Regions from separate parts of the Homo sapiens genome. Here region 2 is linked to region 1. A link is a loop called in an ENCODE intact Hi-C map of the cell type or tissue named here. Cell type or tissue: mammary epithelial cell. All regions are shown on one strand. Each heading gives the region's core, and the rest is flanking DNA. Links, peaks and the distances in the headings are about the cores only. Region 1 holds the start of AOAH-IT1 (AOAH intronic transcript 1). Region 2 has its middle 100 kb from the start of AOAH-IT1.

The links. A loop is a pair of places that touch in the nucleus more often than their neighbours do. Peaks named below come from ENCODE experiments on the same cell type or tissue, not always from the same donor. Only the 100,000 strongest peaks of a DNase experiment are listed, where the experiment ranks them.
Region 2: a loop joins it to region 1, with 2.1 times the contacts of the local background. A loop is called at or near these places in 1 of 110 quality-filtered maps.

What each region holds. Positions count from the first base shown.
Region 1 is chr7:36,596,987-36,605,871 of GRCh38, forward strand. The region is part of intron 11 of AOAH (acyloxyacyl hydrolase); the gene reads right to left. AOAH-IT1 (AOAH intronic transcript 1) reads right to left here and starts at 3,134. Exons shown (of 3, transcript NR_046764.1): 1 at 2,757-3,134; 2 at 1,175-1,320; 3 at 848-896. In mammary epithelial cell, for the core only: no CTCF peak of the experiment used is centred there; a DNase peak (open chromatin) is centred at 4,345; H3K27ac peaks cover 831 bases.
Region 2 is chr7:36,493,811-36,502,695 of GRCh38, forward strand. No RefSeq gene overlaps it. Among named protein-coding and RNA genes, the nearest start is that of AOAH-IT1, 100 kb to the right of the region's middle. In mammary epithelial cell, for the core only: no CTCF peak of the experiment used is centred there; DNase peaks (open chromatin) are centred at 3,631 and 4,141; H3K27ac peaks cover 1,933 bases.

The DNA of each region.
Region 1 (8,885 bases), core at 3,021-5,520:
TGGGTCTCTGAGCTTCCTCTGCTCCTCCTTCTTCAATTGCCTCCTCCTTCCACACATGCCACGAAACCTCCATCCTTATTCTTATCCTAAGTGTGATTTCCAGCACGGTAGGGGCTGGAAGAGGGAGGAGTTGGTCAGGAAGTATGGCGTCCTGGGATGCACCTGTATTAATGATGATTTATCCTCTTTAAAAACCAGAAACAACCCCATAGAAAGAAAGCTCCCAGTAAATCTCAGAGGACCATGCAGTCTCAGTGACAGGTACTTTGTCACCCCTTAGCATTCAGCACCCACCACTTTCTGCTCGAGACTCCACCATTACTGTGACTCAGCTATTATCTGTTTGAGTTTCTATTTCTCCTGCCACTACAAAGCAAAACTTTTCTCTGTGTTTTATCTTATTTTTCCCTACATCTTTCTGCTTACAATGTGTGTTTACTGTAGGATGAGAATATTCATTCTGCCAGACAAGACAAGAAAAACAAATAGAATGGATGAAACTCACAAGATATGTTTAGCAGAGATAGTGAGTAAGCAAGTGGCTTGCGAGATGCAGGCAGAATTTATGAGCTGTGTTGAGTCAGTAACCTGCAAAACACGTTGAAACTTACAAGAATGATATGGTTCTTTTCCACCCCACTCCCTCACCTTTTTCTCTGTCATCCGTGCAATGGCAACTCCAGACTTGGGAAACTGGATGAGGAACTAGGTTTCTGATTCTGTCTGGGACTGCTCTCCCTTTCACAGGAAGGAGTTAGACAAGAACTACGCAGGCATAGGCATACCCTCTGTAGCCTGGCACACTAAGGGAGGGGTAAATAATTCTGAAGTGTGCCAGCAAAGTAGAGAAAGGGCTTTGCTCTAGAAATCGGATGATCTGTCTTCTGCGTCTGGCTCTACAAATACAAAGAAGAAACACAAATCAAGAAAACTCCATGATTGGATCTGACACCACTGGAAATAAGTTCCATACCCCCGGCAACCCTCATTCTCGGTCAGGGGTGGGTGATGAACTTCTTGTCTTCAGTGGCGGAAGAGGGGATGTCGAGAGGAGGGGTAGGGTAGGTGGGAAAACGGCAGGCAATCCTGTCTTGGGAAGTGGGATCTCCATGTTGCTAACACTCTCCAAGCTCAGTTCTCTGTGGATTAATCTGAAGAAATGGGACTCAGCTACCTGGGAGATTCCTGGAATCCTTGCTGATATCTCAGAAACTAGTTAGTCTTGGAATCATCCCCATTAGGATTTCAGCTGGAGTGGACAGTGGCTGGTGCTGAATCACAACTGGGGCCAGGGTGAGTTTGTATTCCTCAGCGGGAGCCCTGGAAGGCCCAGGCAGACCAGGTCACTCGATGAACTTCAAAATATAGCAAACCTGTGCTTTCCTGGTTGAATGTTTTAGACTTCACTTCTGGTGTTAAGCCAAGGCTTTACTGTTATTAGTGTGCAAACTTGGGGAAGATGTATTTCAGTTTCAGTATCTCCAATGACTATAGAAATATCACCTTATTTACTTCAGCAAAACTGTGAGGAAGACCAAAAGACACAGTCAGAAGCAGGTTGACAAGTCAGAGCCCTACTATGTGAAGCATCATGTTTAGGGCAGACCACCTAGTGTCCCTTTCCAAGTGAACTGTCCCAGGTTTAAGAGGAGTGACATTTATTTGCCAGATAATAGAAAAGGTTTGAGCACACTAATAGAAGCCTTGGCATATTTTTTTTCCTTAGTAAATTTGGTAGATAAAAATGAAAAGTAGTGGCTATTAATAGCAAATGTTTTATAGACCCTAGCAAAAAGAGAATGTTTAAGTCCTATCACATTAAACACTAAAAGCCTTATTCACGCAACATTATATCCAAGATACTTCAGGCATTTGAGGCAGGAGGAATGCAAATTAAGATTTTCCTCATCAACTCCTGCTTATTCCTCTTGAGCATTTATGTTCTTAGGAAACTCGTTTTAAATGTACCTTAAATGTACATATGTGAAAAAGACTGAATATTTACCAAGAAAAATTTTCCAAACTTAAAGAGCGTGAGCAACCTAGTGAGTGTTAGATCACTACCGCATTGCTTCAAAATTTCTTCTGACCTTTATCAATGATAGATATTTATTTTTACAGCATAGTTGGCACATGTTTACTATTTTGTGTAATAGTTTCATTTAACGTTTCCCTGTGTGTGGGTATGTGTGTGTGTATTTCCATGCATCGAGAAAGCCCACTGGTTCCCATTTTTGATGGATATTTAGTAAATACAATAATTCGAATTTGGTAATATTTTAAGCCCTAATGTCAGCAAGCAATTGATGTTCTTAAAGCTTTGTTGTGTGGGAGAAAGAGAGTAATGACACCAATCCCTCATTCATCTGATTCTGCCAGTCTTCCAGCAAAGCAGGGAGTATCCTCAGTGCCTTTCCTTCACTGTTTACATTTGGGCTCTCTCCATCCTGCACTGCTGTGGACAATCTACACAGTATATTCCCTTTTCTATTACATGTACCTGCATTAGACCTGAATGGATTATTTTCAAACAGTACAAAGTCACTTGGAGGAATCTAAGTAACTGCTGTTGGAAAAAGATAAAAAATGTCATCACCAGTTAAATAAGCATTGTTTTATCCATTCCCCAGAATTAAAGTCTCAAAGCAGATGGGGGATTGTTACTTTACCAAAAAAAGAAAATAGCTCTTGGGTTGGTATTTTTAATAACGCTGGAGAGTTTCAAGGCCCGGGAATCAAAGACAAGGGCTACCTGCTTAGCGTTGGAACCATGGGTCTCCCAGTTCCGCTAGTTGGCTCCTCCTCCGTCTGTCCTGCAGTGGCGCTTGCAGAAGGTAAGCAGGGTTCCTCCTGCTTTCTGCCTCTCAGTCCCACCGTGCCACCACACTGCCTCCCATCTGCTCAGGTCCCCACCGCTCCCATTACCTTAGTGCCTTTCTTGTGGGAGCACCACATTATGCAACTTTCAGAGCCTTCCTTGGCTTTCACACACACTTTCCTGCCAGACTCCCATTTCTGTAGCCTCTGCTGCATGAATCTGTCCTACAAATAAATGTCTAACCTACTCATGATGCTTGGATGTGCTGTTTCCCAGATAACTTGCATTAAGCGAGAGTGGGGAAGAGAACTAATGCGGGGTTCCCCTTATGTGCCAGGCACTGAGACAGGAAAAACTTGCACAAATTGTTCAATTCAATTACACAACTCTGTGAGGCAGCCTTCCTCCCTCCTCTCCTCCCTCTCTCCCTTCTACAAACACTTTAGAGCAACTACCATGTATCAGATTGGATATTCCCTCTAATAAAGAACAAGTATTCACACCTCAGACAAACAGCAGCAAATTAAATGACCAACCCTTAACCCAGTGAGAGGCTCTGGGAGGGCCCCTCTTATGATGAGCACCTTCCCTTGTTGATTCAGGCCCCTGGAGGACTTCTGTGTTTTCTGTTGTTGAAAGAATCCCTTATGCAAGGCAGCGCAGGGCCCAGGACTGCTCTGGTCTGAACTCAGATATGTCTGGCCTGACATATCCCGGGGAAAGGCCCCCGGGAGACGGCGCACACCACTGCTTGGGATGACTTGCCAAGGTCATAGATCTGGTAAATAGTAGGGCTGGGATTTGAGCCCAGGTTCTGGTGGAACAAGAAAGGGAGAGGTGTAGAGCAGGCCGGGTCAGCACCATCCTCAGCTTCCCATAGCCCACTTGTATCTGGTCCTTGCTTTGCCCCCAAGCTGCCAAATCCCATAAAATCACAAAATGGGCCAAGCTGGGCTAGATAGTCCTTGAACGTGAGGCTTCCTGGTTGCCTGTTTAGGGGGCAGTCTCCCAGATACTGCTTTGGGTGAAAAGTTCTGAAGTCCACAGATGATTTGAGAGCTGCCGCCATCTTTTCCTTCTCTCTTTCTCTTGTATGGAGACCGTGTCTAATTTATGAAGAGTGCAGAATGAATATTTTGGGGAAAAATACTGAAACCATATGTGACCCTACACAGAAACCCCCACACACCCTACTCTTCTGCACCCAGGGCCTGTCTGGCCTGACATACCCAGGGGAAAGGCCCCCGGGAGATGGCGCACACCACTGCTCTGGAGGTCTGCCTTCCAGTGGGGTCTGGCAGAGGAAGTTCTGGGAGAATAGAGAGAGGATATATCATCTGGTTTCTGCCTCTGTCATCTCAGGCTTAACTAGATTAGGTAGCACAGTTCTCATAAACTAAGGCTTTAATATAGACAACTTCAAGAAAGTAATTTAACTCTGTGCATTTGATTTGTAAACCTTATAATCTCCCGTGTGTGAGATGAGTCTCATATTGAGGGAAAGTCCCTGTGGCCCTATGATTCATTATACACACAGAGGCACACAGAGGAAAAGAGGGAGGGAGAGGGGGGAAGGGGAGGGAGAGAGAGAGAAACATCAGGCACCAGACTGTGCTGGGCACTCTGTTGGACTCCATACCAGGCAGCTGTGGGCTCCTTCTTCATGGGACTCACCGTCTAGAGGAGCACAGACAATAAACACTTCCCATCTGGGTAACCTGGAAGTCTTTCCTTAATCCTTCTGTGCTTCAGTTTCATTACCAATAAAAATAGCTTAATAATAGTACCTATCTCATTGGGTGGTTGAGAGAATTAAAAAAGATAATCTATGCATGACGTTTAGACTTGTAAGAGCTCAATAAATGTTAGTAGCATTAAGGGCAGTCCAGAGTACTGTGTCAGCACATAGAAGGGACATCTGCCCCACATGTGGGGCTTTCAAGAAAGGAGTCTTGAAGGAAGTCTTATCTAACGTGTGAGTCCTGGAAGGCTAGGAAGAGAGAACCAAGCACAGAGGGGCCAGGGGGAAATAGTTCCAGTATTGCTAACACCGCATGCAAAACCTCAGGGCTAAATTCATCATATCATATCCAAAGGAGACCAACAAACACCAAGTATTACAGTTACACATTTTCATGTAACAGGTAATCCCCAAATTTAGTGACTTAAAATGTACTACACACCAGCAGATCAGTAGCAATAACTACTCAGCACCTGGTACGATGCTTATTCGATGCACATTCAACTTCAGCGAAATAAGTCACTTTCAGGGAAAAAGTAGAGCCTTTCCTCTTTGACCCTCTGCCAGTACAAAAGCTTATGGGGGCAGTGAATAAACAATCAAATAAAAAATTCTAGCAAAATATGACAAGTAAATACAAAGAGGACAAAATGGCAAATAACACTCCATGTTTCATCATTTTGCTTGAATGCAGCTCTTTTTATTTATTTATTTTTACCTTGTCAGCTCCTCTTAGTTTCTTTCTTTTCCTTTTCTATTATTTATTACTTAAGCTCTAACCCTATGATTTATTTATTCAATGAATGAGTCGAGGGATGCATTTCTCTCACTGCCGCATACCAAATGAGAACGCATTGTACAGTTAAACTCTTTCTACTGAATTCCCTTCCTTCCATTGTTTTTTTTTTTTTTCATCCCCTAGGGTGATTGAACTTTTTTTTAGATACATAAAAGCAAGAAAACAAGAGTATAAAATATCCTCCTCATATGCAGAGATAACCACAAATCAATTCTTTTCTAAGGCCATTGAAACAAATTCTTCCACAAACAGAAAAAAAAAAATTCCTCCAAGGGCCTGAAATGAGCACGAAGAGGTACACGTCCTCAAAGCTGACTCTTCTGATACCTTTGATTCTGTAAAAGTTTAGTCATTTCTACAACAGCCAGACTGCAATTTGTCTGGGATGTGGGTAGTTTTTCTTTTTTGGGGGTAATAACTGGAATTTGATACCAGAAGAAGTCCAAGGTCAAGTTACAGAGGGGAAAGTGGAGAAGACCTCACTGGGGCCACCTGCTCACCAGGACTGACCTGGGCTCTTGTTCCCCATGACCGTGATCATAAATGATGATCTCATTTTCTTTCTCTCCGCTCTTTCACTTTATACCAAGAGGCTGTCCCAAAACCTTGCCATTCCACCCCTCTGGGCATACACATCTGCTGGCCCTGGGTGACTGCAGCAACCTCTGGCCAGGGGCCCTGCTTCCTCACTCTCTTCCTACATCTTCAGTAGTGTTTCCCAGAATCTCACAGGGAGCTTCTTTAAAGTACAGATCCTGATTGGGTAGGTTTGTGGTGGGGCCCTAGTATCTCATTTTGAATAAGTGCCCTACCTGACTGCAATGACTGGCCATGTAGGGAAACCCTAATCTGCAGGCTACTGTAGCTATTCAATGTCATCCTCCACCACAAGGAACCTCCATGTCCCCAACCTCTCCTGACAGCCCTCCTCTCCCACCCCCGTCAACAATCTGGGTCCCCTGAACCTACCCCTATCCCCGCAGACCTCCAGGTCTCACCACAAGCTCTTCCTCCAGCTCCACTGTCTTGACTGCTCAGTTGCTAATCAACAGACAAGGGTTGGTTACATCTGGACTTCCTCTCAGAGCCTTCCTCGCCTGCCCCGGCCTTTCTCTCTTAGGTGTCCTCTTCTAGGTCTCATGGTAGCTTGTGCATGCCTAGCTGACTGCACCTAACCCTCTAGCACTAGGGCAGAGGCTGGCAAACTTTTTCTGTAAAGGAATAGACAGTAAATATTTCAGGTTTGCAGGCCGTTTGGTCTCTGTTGTGACTGCTCAGTTCTGCTGTTGTCATAGACAATATGTAAGTGAACGGGCATCGCTGTGTTCCAATGAAACTTAGTTTACAAAAGCAGGGAGGGCAGTGTCTGACCCAAGGGCCATAGTTTTCTGACCTCTACTCTAGGATCCAACAGACTTAGTTTGTATCTGGGCTCCATGTTTAACCTTTTGTCAGTTAGCTAAACTTGCTAAGTCTCAGTTTCTTTATCTATAAAATACATATAATAGCAGAGTCATTTCAGTATTGTCTTAGTCCATTTCCTGCTATAGTCCATATTCTGCTATATTTTCTCTGTCTATATTCTGCTATAGCAAGATACCTTATAGTGTAATTTATAAACAACAGAAATTTATTGTTCACTGTTCATGGAGACTGGGAAGTTCAAGATCAAGGTGCTGGCAAATTTGGGTCTGGTGAAGGCCTCTGCTTCGTAAATGGTGCCTTGTTGCTGGATTCTCACATGGGGGCAAGGGAGCTCTTTTATAAGAGTACCAATCCCAGCCATGAGGATGGAGCCCTGATGACTTAATCCCTTCTCATCGGCCCCACCTCTTCATATTAACAGTGGGTATTAGTTCCAACATATGAATTTTGGGGGGACACCAACATTCAGACCATTGCAAGTATTAAATAAGATAATGTTAAATAGGATACTTGGTGTTTGGTAAGCACATGGTAATATTTGCTTTCTATTATTATTATTAATTATCGTGAGCTTATTTGTTTATCTTCCCAGCTAGACTTTACATTTTTTGAGGCTGAGCCGGTGCTTTTCACCTCCAGAGCCCCAGTTATCCACCTTTATCTATTTCTCTGTCTTTAATAATAGAACAGTGATAGTTGGGCATAGGGCTGCCCAGCCAGGGACTGCACTTCTTAGTCTCTGTTGCAGCCTGGTATGGCCATATGACTAAGCTCTGGACAATGGGGTGTGAGAAAGAAGTGATATTTGCCACCATCGTGCCAACTTCTCCCAAGGGATATGTGTGCCTTCACTTGGTCTTTTTTCTTCCCTCCAGGTGACAGGTGGCAGGATTACGGGCAGCTACCTCAGACCCCAGGATGGAAGCTGCATGTTGAGAATGACCTAACTTTCCCCCAGCCCTGGACTGCTTCCCTCTGGATTACTACATAAAAGGGAAACACTTCCATCTTAAGTCACCAAATTTGGGACTCTGTGACCACAGCTGAGCCCATATCCTGCTCTGTTAAGAAGAGCTGATGCATCCACTCATTCTTGTTGGCTCTGAAATATATGTTACCAACATGAGACCATGACCTCTTTGCTGCTTTCTGCTCCGCTTTCCTTTGAGCTCTTTAGCGGTCAGGCTTAGTGATGCTATCCTCAATTTCTGCCTCTGGAATCTTTGGACTTTGTACTTCATGCATGCTCTTCCTTATATTCCTGCAGGAATTAGGTCATCACTAATGACCTAATTTAGTGGTTTAGCTCATCACTGTGCCCTAACTCCCAACCATTTCCTTGAGTGGAAATTCTGTATGATTTCCCTAGGAAATCATATAGAAGCCAGTCTTGCCTCCTAGACGTTTGACTAGAGCTGGGCTGGATAATCTCTGCCTACTCCCACTCCTCCTAAGGAATTGCATGGAAGGAATTAGTTGAAAAAACAATGAATGAACAGTGTATGACAATTAATTCCAACCACCTAACATTATTTTTAAATGATGGAATTTTCTCTTTCCACATGCCAATGAACTTGAGATTCTAGGCGTTTCCCCTGTGATGAGTAATTTCATGAGCTCCATTTGATGGCTAAGGAATGTGGGGGAGAGTGAAGCAGGTGACAGACATAATTAACCAGGGGACAAGAGATTGTCCTCTAGTTGCAGCAGCAGGCTGGATAGCACAGGCATTGACTGACTCACACTGCCTCCTGATACAGAAGTCTTTATTTCATGTTCTGGCAGAGCAGGTATGTGGGCTGAGTAATTATAAATGCTTTTCAGAAGTATGGAGTTTAAAATAATTTCCTCTTGTAGTTTTCATAACAACTGGTGTTTGGCTTTTTACTTCTCTCAGTAGGCAGCAGGGCCAAGATGATGGATGTTCCCATGAGCCTGGGAGTGCACCCTACATGGCTGGCAGGTGAGAGACGCAGATTCTCACCTTGAGTAGGGAGAGAAGGGCATCGAGTTGATCAGAATTCAAGAACGGCCTGTCTGGCCTGTTCATGAACAGGGAAAGGAAACGGAAGAACATTCTGTCTCTTGTGGCCTCACTGCTG
Region 2 (8,885 bases), core at 2,458-4,957, 100 kb before region 1:
ATTGACACATCATTATCACCCAAAGCCCAAATATTTTCTTTATGTTTCGTTTTCTTCAGTTTGAGTATGATATGCCTAAGTGTAGATTTTTTGACACGTTTATCCCTCCTTGGTGTTCTCTGAACTTCTTGGATCTGTGGTTTGGTGTCTGACATTAATTTGGGAATATTTGTCATTTTTGCATCAAATATTTCTTCTGTTCCTTACTCTTTTTCTTCTCTTTGTATTCCCACTGTAACTTATGTACAGTTCTTGGATATTCTGTTCCAGTTTCCACCCCCCACTTTCTCTTTTCAGTTTGGGAAGCTTCTGTTGACATATCCTCAAGCTCAGACGTTCTTTCCTCAGCTGTGTCTAGTCTACTAATGAGTCCATCAAAGGCATTCTTCCTGTTACATGTTTTTTATTTCTAGCATGTCTTTTTGATTCTTTCTTAGAATTTGTATCTCCTTGATTACATTGCCCATGTTTTTTTATTTAATTTTTAATTTTTAATGGGTATATAGTAGGTATATATATTTTTATATATATGCTTTCTATTACATGTTTTTTAATTCTAGCTTGTCTTTCTGATTCTTTCTTAGAATTTCTATCTCCTTAATTACATTGCCCATCTGTTTTTTTTTAAATTTTTAGTTTTTAGTGGGTACATGGTAGGTATATATATTTATGGGGCATATGAGAAATTTCGATACAGGCATACAAGGCATAATAATCACATCAAGGTAAATGGGTATCCATCGTCTCAAGCATTTATTATTTCTTTGCATTATAAACATTCCAATTATACTCTTCTAGTTATTTAAAAATATATAATAAATTATTATTGACTGTAGACACTCTGTTGTGCTACCAAATACTAGATTTTTTTTTTTTTTGAAATAGAGTCTTGCTCTGTCGCCCAGGCTGGAGTGCAGTGGTGTGATCTTGGCTCACTGCAACTTCTGCCTCACGGGTTCAAGTGATTCTCCTGCCTCAGCCTCCTGAGTAGCTGGGATTACAGGCATGCATCAACATGCTCAGGTAATTTTTGTATTTTTAGTAGAGATGGGGTTTTGCCATGTTGTCCAGGCTGGTCTCGAACTTCCAACCTCAAGGTATCCACCCACCTTGGCCTCTCAAACTGCTGGAATTATAGGTGTGAGCCACCACGCCTAGCCCCAAATACTAGATCTTATTTCTTCTATCTAACTTTTTTTTTGTACGCATTAGTCATCCCCACTTTCTTCCCCTCCACTGTGCCTAGGCTCTGGTAACCATCATTCTACTCTCTGTCTTCATGAGTTCAATTGTTTTAATTTTTAGCTTCTACAAATGAATGAGAACATGTGACATTTGTCTTTCTGTGCCTGGCTTATTTCACTTAACATAAAGACCTCCAGTTCCATCCATGTTGTGGCAAGTGGCAGCATCTTGTTCCTTTTTATGGCTGAATAGTGCTCCATTGTGTATATGTAACCACATTTTCTTTATCCATTCATCTGTTGATAGACACTTATGTTGCTTCCAAATCTTGGCTGTTATGAATAGTGCTGCAAAACATGGGAGTGCAGATATTGCTTTGATATATTGATTTCCTTTTTTGGGGTATATACTTAGCAGTGAATTGCTGGATTATATGATAGCCCTATTTTTAGCTTTATGAGGAACCTCCAAACTGTTCTCCATAGTGGTTGTACTAATTTACATTCCCCCAAACAGTGTACAAGGATTCCCTTTTTTCCACATCCTCGCCAACATTTGTTATTGCTTTTGGATATAAGCCATTTTAACTGAGGTGAGATGATACCTCTTTGTAGTTTTGATTTGCATTTCTTTGATGATCTGTGATGTTAAGCACCTTTTCAGATGCCTGTTTGCCATCTGTATGTCTTCTTTGGAGAAATGTCTGTTCAGATCCTTTGCCCATATTTAAGTTGGAGTATTAGAATATTTTCCTGTAGAATTGTTTGAGCTCCTTATATATTCTGGTTATTAATCTCTTGTCAGATGGATAATTTGCAAATATTTTCTCCCATACTGTGGGTTGTCTCTTTTCTTTGTTGATTGTTTCTTCTTCTTCTTCTTCTTTTTTTTTTTTTTTTTTTTTTGAGACAGAATCTTACTCCATTACCCAGGCTGGAGGGTAGTGGCATAATCTTGGCTTACTGCCACCTCCGCCTCCCGGATTCAAGCGATTCTCGGGCCTCAGCCACCTGAATAGCTGGAATTACAGGTGCACACCACCACACCTGGCTAATTTTTGTATTTTTAATAGAGACAGGGTTTCACCATATTGGCCAGGCTGGTCTTGAACTCCTGACCTCAGGTGATCTGCCCATTTCAGCCTCCTAAAGTGCTGGGATTACAGTTGCGAGGCACCATGCCTAGTCTGTTGTTTCCTTTGCTATGCAGAAACTTTTTAACTTGATGTGATCCCATTTGTCTGTTTTTGCTTTGGTCGCCTGTGCTTGTGGGGTATACTCAAGAAATCTTTGCCCAGATCAATGTCCTGGAGAGTTTCCTCATTGTTTTCTTTTAGTAGTTTCATAGATTGAGGTCTTCTGCATATGGATATCCACTTACCCATCTGTTCTTACATGTTGTCCATTAGAGCCCTTAGCATACTCTTCATAATTATTTTAAATTCCTAGTGTAATAGCTCCAACACCCCTGTCATATCTGAATGTGCTCTGATGCTTGCTCTGTCTTTTCAAACTGTTTTTGCCTGTTAGTGTGCCTTGCACTTTTCTGTTGAAAGCCAGTCATGACATATCTAGTACTACTTCCATTGGGCCAGGCATGGTGGCTCACACCTGTCATCCCAGCACGCCTGACATCCCAGCTGAGGAGGGAGGATCGCTTGAGGCTAGGAGTTCAAGACCAGCCTGGGCAACAGAGTGCGGCCCCGTCTCTACAAAAACAAAACAAAACGAAACACCCCCACCCCCCACTTACACTGGATGTTTCTGCTTCTGGGATTCCACTTCAGTGAGTTGGAATTCTCTGTACCTTCCTCTCTCTCCAGTGCTTGGGAAATGGTTTGCCCCGTGACTTCAAATCTCTGGCAGATCTAAGAAGGGTTGTTGATTTTTCAGCCTGTCCAGGCTTTTTCTTGTTAGGATGGAGTGACAACTTTCAAACTCACTACATGCTGGATCAGAAAACAGAAACCTCTCAGTGTAATTTCAAATTACATTTATCTAATTATAAGTGAAGTTAAACAGATTTTTATATTTTTTATGTGTAAGGTGCCTTTGATTCTATTTTCTCTTAACTTTAGCCATTCATATCTTCTGCCAATTTAAAAACTGAATTGTTAGCTTTTTCCTTCTTGCTTTTTAAGAACTCTTCATGTCCTGGGGAGATTAGCTCTTCGTCTGTGAAATGGGGTGTGTGTCCCCCCATTTTGCCACTTGTCTTTTGACTCTGCTTACAGTATGTTTTCAACGTACAAAAACTTTTACTTTTAAGAAGTCAATTTATCAACATTTACATGGTTTCTGGGCTGGGTGCAGTGACTCATGCTTATAATCCCAGCACTTTGGGAGGCTGAGGCGGGTGGATCACTTTTAGCTTAGGAATTTGAGACAAGCCTGGGCAACATGGTGAAACCCCATCTCTACAAAAAATACAAAAATTAGGTGGGCGTTGGTGGTTTGCACCTGTAGTCCCAGCTACTCAGGAGGCTGAGGCTGGAGAATCACTTGAGCCTGGGAAGCGGAAGTTGGAGCGAGCCAAGATCTCACCACTGCACTCCAGCCTGGGCGAAAGAGTGGGAACCCATCTTGAAACAAACAAACAAACAACAAACAAAAAATGGTTTCTGGGTCCTGAGTCAGGCATGAATTCTAAAAGAGTTTGGAAATGCATAATGATAAAGAGGAATTATTTTATTATTATTATTTAAAACACCGTTTGCCATAATTGCTCTGTCTCCCAAGGGAGTGGCATACTTTCCCTCCAGAGCAGAGTTTTTGGCAACCCCTCCTTGCCCCTACTAATGAATCATTTAATGTGAAAAGAGAGCCCTCAGAGGAACAACATAATGAGAAAAGACACAATTTACTCTGCACAATGATAAAGAATGTGTAAGTTTCAAGGAGTACCTCCCTTAGGGCTTCAAGGGAGGAGTGGAGGGAGAGGAGGAGCAATGAGCAGTGTCGTGGGGCCAGCTGCAGAGGAGGGGCCCCGTGGAAAATCCCGGGGTGGGGCACTAAAAGGCAGGGACGTGTGACTGACTTCCAGTTTTAGGTCATGTGCTACTCTGTGCTACAGGATAACTTTCTGCATTATTCCCAAACCATCATTAAATATGCACTGGCACAGCAAACAAGAAGAAAATGGGATGAGGTATGGTCAAGAAAGCAGAAGAGGACAAATGTGGTGGCTCACCCTGTATTCCCAGCATTTTGGGAGGCCGAGGCTGGAAGATCAATTGAACCCAGGAGTCAGACACCAGCCTGGGCAACATAAAGAGAACCGGTCTCTACAAAGCTATAAAGAAAAGTTAGCTGGAGGTGGTAGTGTATGACTGTAGTCCCCGTTACTCGGGAGGCTGAGGCAGGAGGATTCCTTGAGCCAGGGGATGGGGGATGGGGTTCGAGGCAGCAGTGTGCTGTGATTGTGCCACTTCACTCCAGAAAGAAATAAAGCAGAAGAAAGCTAAAGTGGATTTCTAGCAAGGAAGATAAGAAAGTGCAGTTTGGGTCTGACTCAGGAGTAATTGTGAGACAATTCCTTTCCCCCAAATAGCCCAGAGCAGTGGTTTGCCACCTTAGCTGCACAAGAGAATCACCCAGGGGAGCACTTTGGAACCACAGAAGCCTAGGATTTCACCAGGCCAATTAAATTCAATGCTCTTTGGGTGTGGCCCAGGCATCAGGAGAGTTTTGAAAGTTCCCGGGTTATTCCAATGTACAGCCACAATTGAAAACCACTGTCTAGATCAGTGCTTCTCCAACTTTAACGTGCAAACAAATCACTGAAGGATACTGTTTAAATGCAAATTATGATTTAGTAGTAGGCAGGCCCGATATTTTGCATTTTTAACAAACTTCCAGGTGATGCTGGTCTGATGACCACATTTTGAGTAGCAAGGGATAGAGGTAGCTGACATGTGGGTTCCACATATTGTCAAATTGGCGTCCAGAAGGTTCTAATTTACACTTGTAGAGATTGCTACTTGTCCTTCTGTATCTATCCTCCCTTCTCTCCTGGTAATAGAACTGCCTATTTTCAGTTACCCGCTTGGCTAGACAAACATTTTTAGCTTTCTTTAAAGCTGCATGGCCACGGGACTGAGCTGGGCCTCCTGGGGTGCAAGCGGAAGTTGCATCCTCAAGGAAGAAAGAGTGGCCTTTCCTCTCCCCTTCCCTCTTCCTGCTGGCTCAAATGCAGTCCTGGTGGTGTTGCTTGGGAGGCTGTCTTGAATCACAAAATAGAAGTTATATGCTGAAGGTGGCGGCAGCAGAGAGAAGTGTGTTCGGAATTGGTTCCTTCTGGTGGGTTCTTGGTCTCGTTGACTTCAGGAGTGAAGCCGCAGACCTCTGCGGTGAGTGTTACAGCTCATAAAGGTAGTGTGGACCCAAAGAGTGAGCAGCAGCAAGATTTATTGTGAAGAGCAAAAGAACAAAGCTTCCATAGCATGGAAGGGGACCCAAGTGGGTTGCTGCTGCTGGCTCGGGTGGCCAGCTTTTATTCCCTTATTTGGCCCCGCCCACATCCTGCTGATTGATCTATTTTACAGAGTGATTATTGATGCATTTACAGTGCTTTAGCTAGACACAGAATGCTGATTGGTGCGTTTTTACAGAGTGCTGATTGGTGTGTTTACAAACCTTTAGCTAGACAGAAAAGTTCTCCAAGTCCCCTGACCCAGAAGCCCTGCTGGCTTCACCTCTCAATCCCCCCTCTAAGCAGGACACCCCAACTGCTGTTGGGAATTGGGCAATGACCGTTCTAGCTACTTCCTGCTGGATAGGGGCAAAGAAGGGGCCCTGCAGCTGTAGTACCCTCCAGAGGGGAACTCTTTAGGCCAGTGAAAGGGCCAGTGGGTTGGTCCAGGGGTGCTTGGTAGAAGTTATTAGTTGAGCTCATTTGGGGTTCCATTTGTAAGACCATCTGTAGCTTGATGGCCTCAATCCTAGAGGAAATAAATTTGACAAGGAGGTTAAAAATACAGTGCCCAAAGGCAAGTAATAGCAGGATGGCTGTCACAGGACCTAGAAAGGGGAGAAGCCATGTTGCCCAACTCCAGAGGTTGGTATAAGAGTTTGAAAGGCATTGTCTGATTTCAGAAGCCTTTTCCTGTAAATGCCGGTTGGCATCTCATACTATCCCTGACTGGTTAGTGTAAAAACAACACTCTTCCCCTAAGAAGGTGCAGAGTCCTCCTTTCTCAGCAGTGAGGAGGTCTAGGCCTTGGCGGTTTTGGAGAGTCACTGCTGCCAAAGAGTCTATTTGGGATTGTGGAGTAAGGATAGACTTCGTTATTTCTTGCAAACTGTCTGAGAAATCCTTTAAGAGTGTTTGTTAGTAGGATAATACATGTTACACTGTTAACTTTTAGCAAACTTTACTTTAGTTGAAAACCTTGTAAGTTTGGGATTTTAATTTTTCTTTGCTATTAATAAAACCTCTTTCAGTCCATATTAACTTAGAATTGGTATAGATGGCTCCTTCCTGATTCTGTAAGTACTTTAAGGTTTGGCTGAGTGCAAACAACTCACACATTTGAGCAGACCAATTATTAGGCAATTTTCCTAACTCTGCTTTTATAAGTTTCTTTATCATTTACTGAATACCCATTGTGTCTTTTTTCCTCAATCACTTGGGAGGAACCATCTATTGTCCTGTCCTGAAGGGAGTTCCTCCTAGGTCTGGTCAGACCTTTGTATGGTTATTAGTTAAGATTTAGATCCCCTGTTAGGAAAGCTGCTGGGTTAAGGATTTTTGATAGGAAGGCTATGGGTTGTCAGTGGCCTCAGTGCTTTTGGGCTACACCCTTGTTTACACTGACAACAAGGTGGTATTGGAGTGTTATAGTGTCATGAAGAAGACCTTCAATGATCAATTAAAGGTTTTAAATTTACCCTGGCTTTTAAAGGAATAGGGTACACTGTTTTTTCCTTACTACTTCCATCTCTCTTTCTTTCTCTTTGACTTCTTGTCTGTCTCTTTCTCTCTTTCTCTCTGACTCCCTCTTTGTATCTTCCTCTCTTTCTTTGACTTTCTGTCTCTCTCTCTCTTTCTCTCTTTCTGACTTCCTCTTTGTCTCTGTCTCTTCCTCTCTCTCTCTTTCTGACTTTCTGTCTCTTTCTCTCTTTCCTTTCTGCTGGTCTTTCCCTGCCTCTGCCAGCCACTTATGCTGCTGTTCTTCCCTCTCCATCCCCTTTTGATGGCTTTGGCAGTGTAAGACTGCCACCTCTTTGAGTTTTGCACTGCATGCAATAACTCCATCGTTTCCTTGTGATATTTAATGGGGGTTCCCCCAGAAGTTAGGAACTCCCCTTTTTTCCATATTGCAGCATGGGCATGTAGGATTAGATAAGCATACTTATGATCTGTAGCAAAGTCTCCCAATTACAACTGAGGAGGTGGGAGAAATACCTGGTTACAGGCCATCCCAGGACTCCTCAGATGGTAACGGACCTTGAGGACAGCTGTCCAGGACAGGGGATTAACACTAAGAAAGCCACTCCAGTGTCCAGGAGGAAGTTAATTTTCTGGCCCTCAATGGTTAAATGTACCCGGGGCTCAGTGAGGGTGATGATATGAGCTGGTACTTGCCCCGGGCACCCTCAGTCCTATTGTTGGATCATCTGGTTGGGGGCTTCTGGCCCAGAGAACCATTGCACTCTGGGGCAGTGTGCCTTCCAGTGATTGCCTCGGCATAGTGGACATGGACGAGGGGGCAGCTTGTTTCTTGTTGGACAATCTTTTTTAAAGTGTCCTTGTAAACCACACTGATAACAAGCCCTACAGGGTGATTGGCCTGCTCCATTTTCTGTCCTCTGTGAACCACCAAGGTTTGTTTTTCTGAGGGCCATGACTACGGCTGCAGCCTTTCTCTGATCTCACTTTTCTTTTTGGGCATGTTCCTCTTGGACCCTATTATAGAACACCGAGGTTTCCAGGTTTAATAATGCCTCCAGATTTTGTTCAGGGCCCAGGGCTCGCTTTTGGAGCTTTCTCCTGATATCTGTGGCTAATTGGGTAATAAACTTATCTTTTAGAATCAACTGAGCCTTGAGTGAGTCAGGTGATAGGGGAGTATATTTTCTTAAGACCTCTCATAGCCTCTCGAGGAAGGCAGAAGGATTTTCTTCCTTTCCCTGAGTTATGGTAGACATCATTGAATAATTCATGGGCTTTTTCCTAATTCTCCTTAGTCCTTCTAGAACGCAGGTCAACAGATGTTTACAACTCCAGTCCCCATGATCTGAGTCGAGGTCCCAGTGGGGATCCATACTGGGGATGGCTTGCTGACTGGTAGGGAGTTTGTCCTTTTCTCTGGCTGTCATTCTATCATTTACTTGACTAAGATACTAGGTATCTCCAAACTCTCGGCTGCAGCTAAAGCCGCATTCTTTTCATTAAAGGCCAGGGTTTGATCTAACAATAGCATGACATCTCTCCAAGTGAGATAGAAAGTTTGCCCTAGACCCTGTAGGACATCTATGTACCTATCAGGATCATCTGAAAACTTCCCCAGGTCTGCCTTGATCTGCTTTAAATCAGAGAGGGAGAAGGGGACATGTACCTGGGTTGGGCCAAATTCCCCTCCCCCTATAGCTTGAAGGGGACATAACTGATAGCATGGGAGTTTTTGTGGCCCTTTGGAGATTTCTTTGCTTGTTTCCTTCTGGGTGGGGGAGATTAGAGTAGGCTTATCATTAATAGGA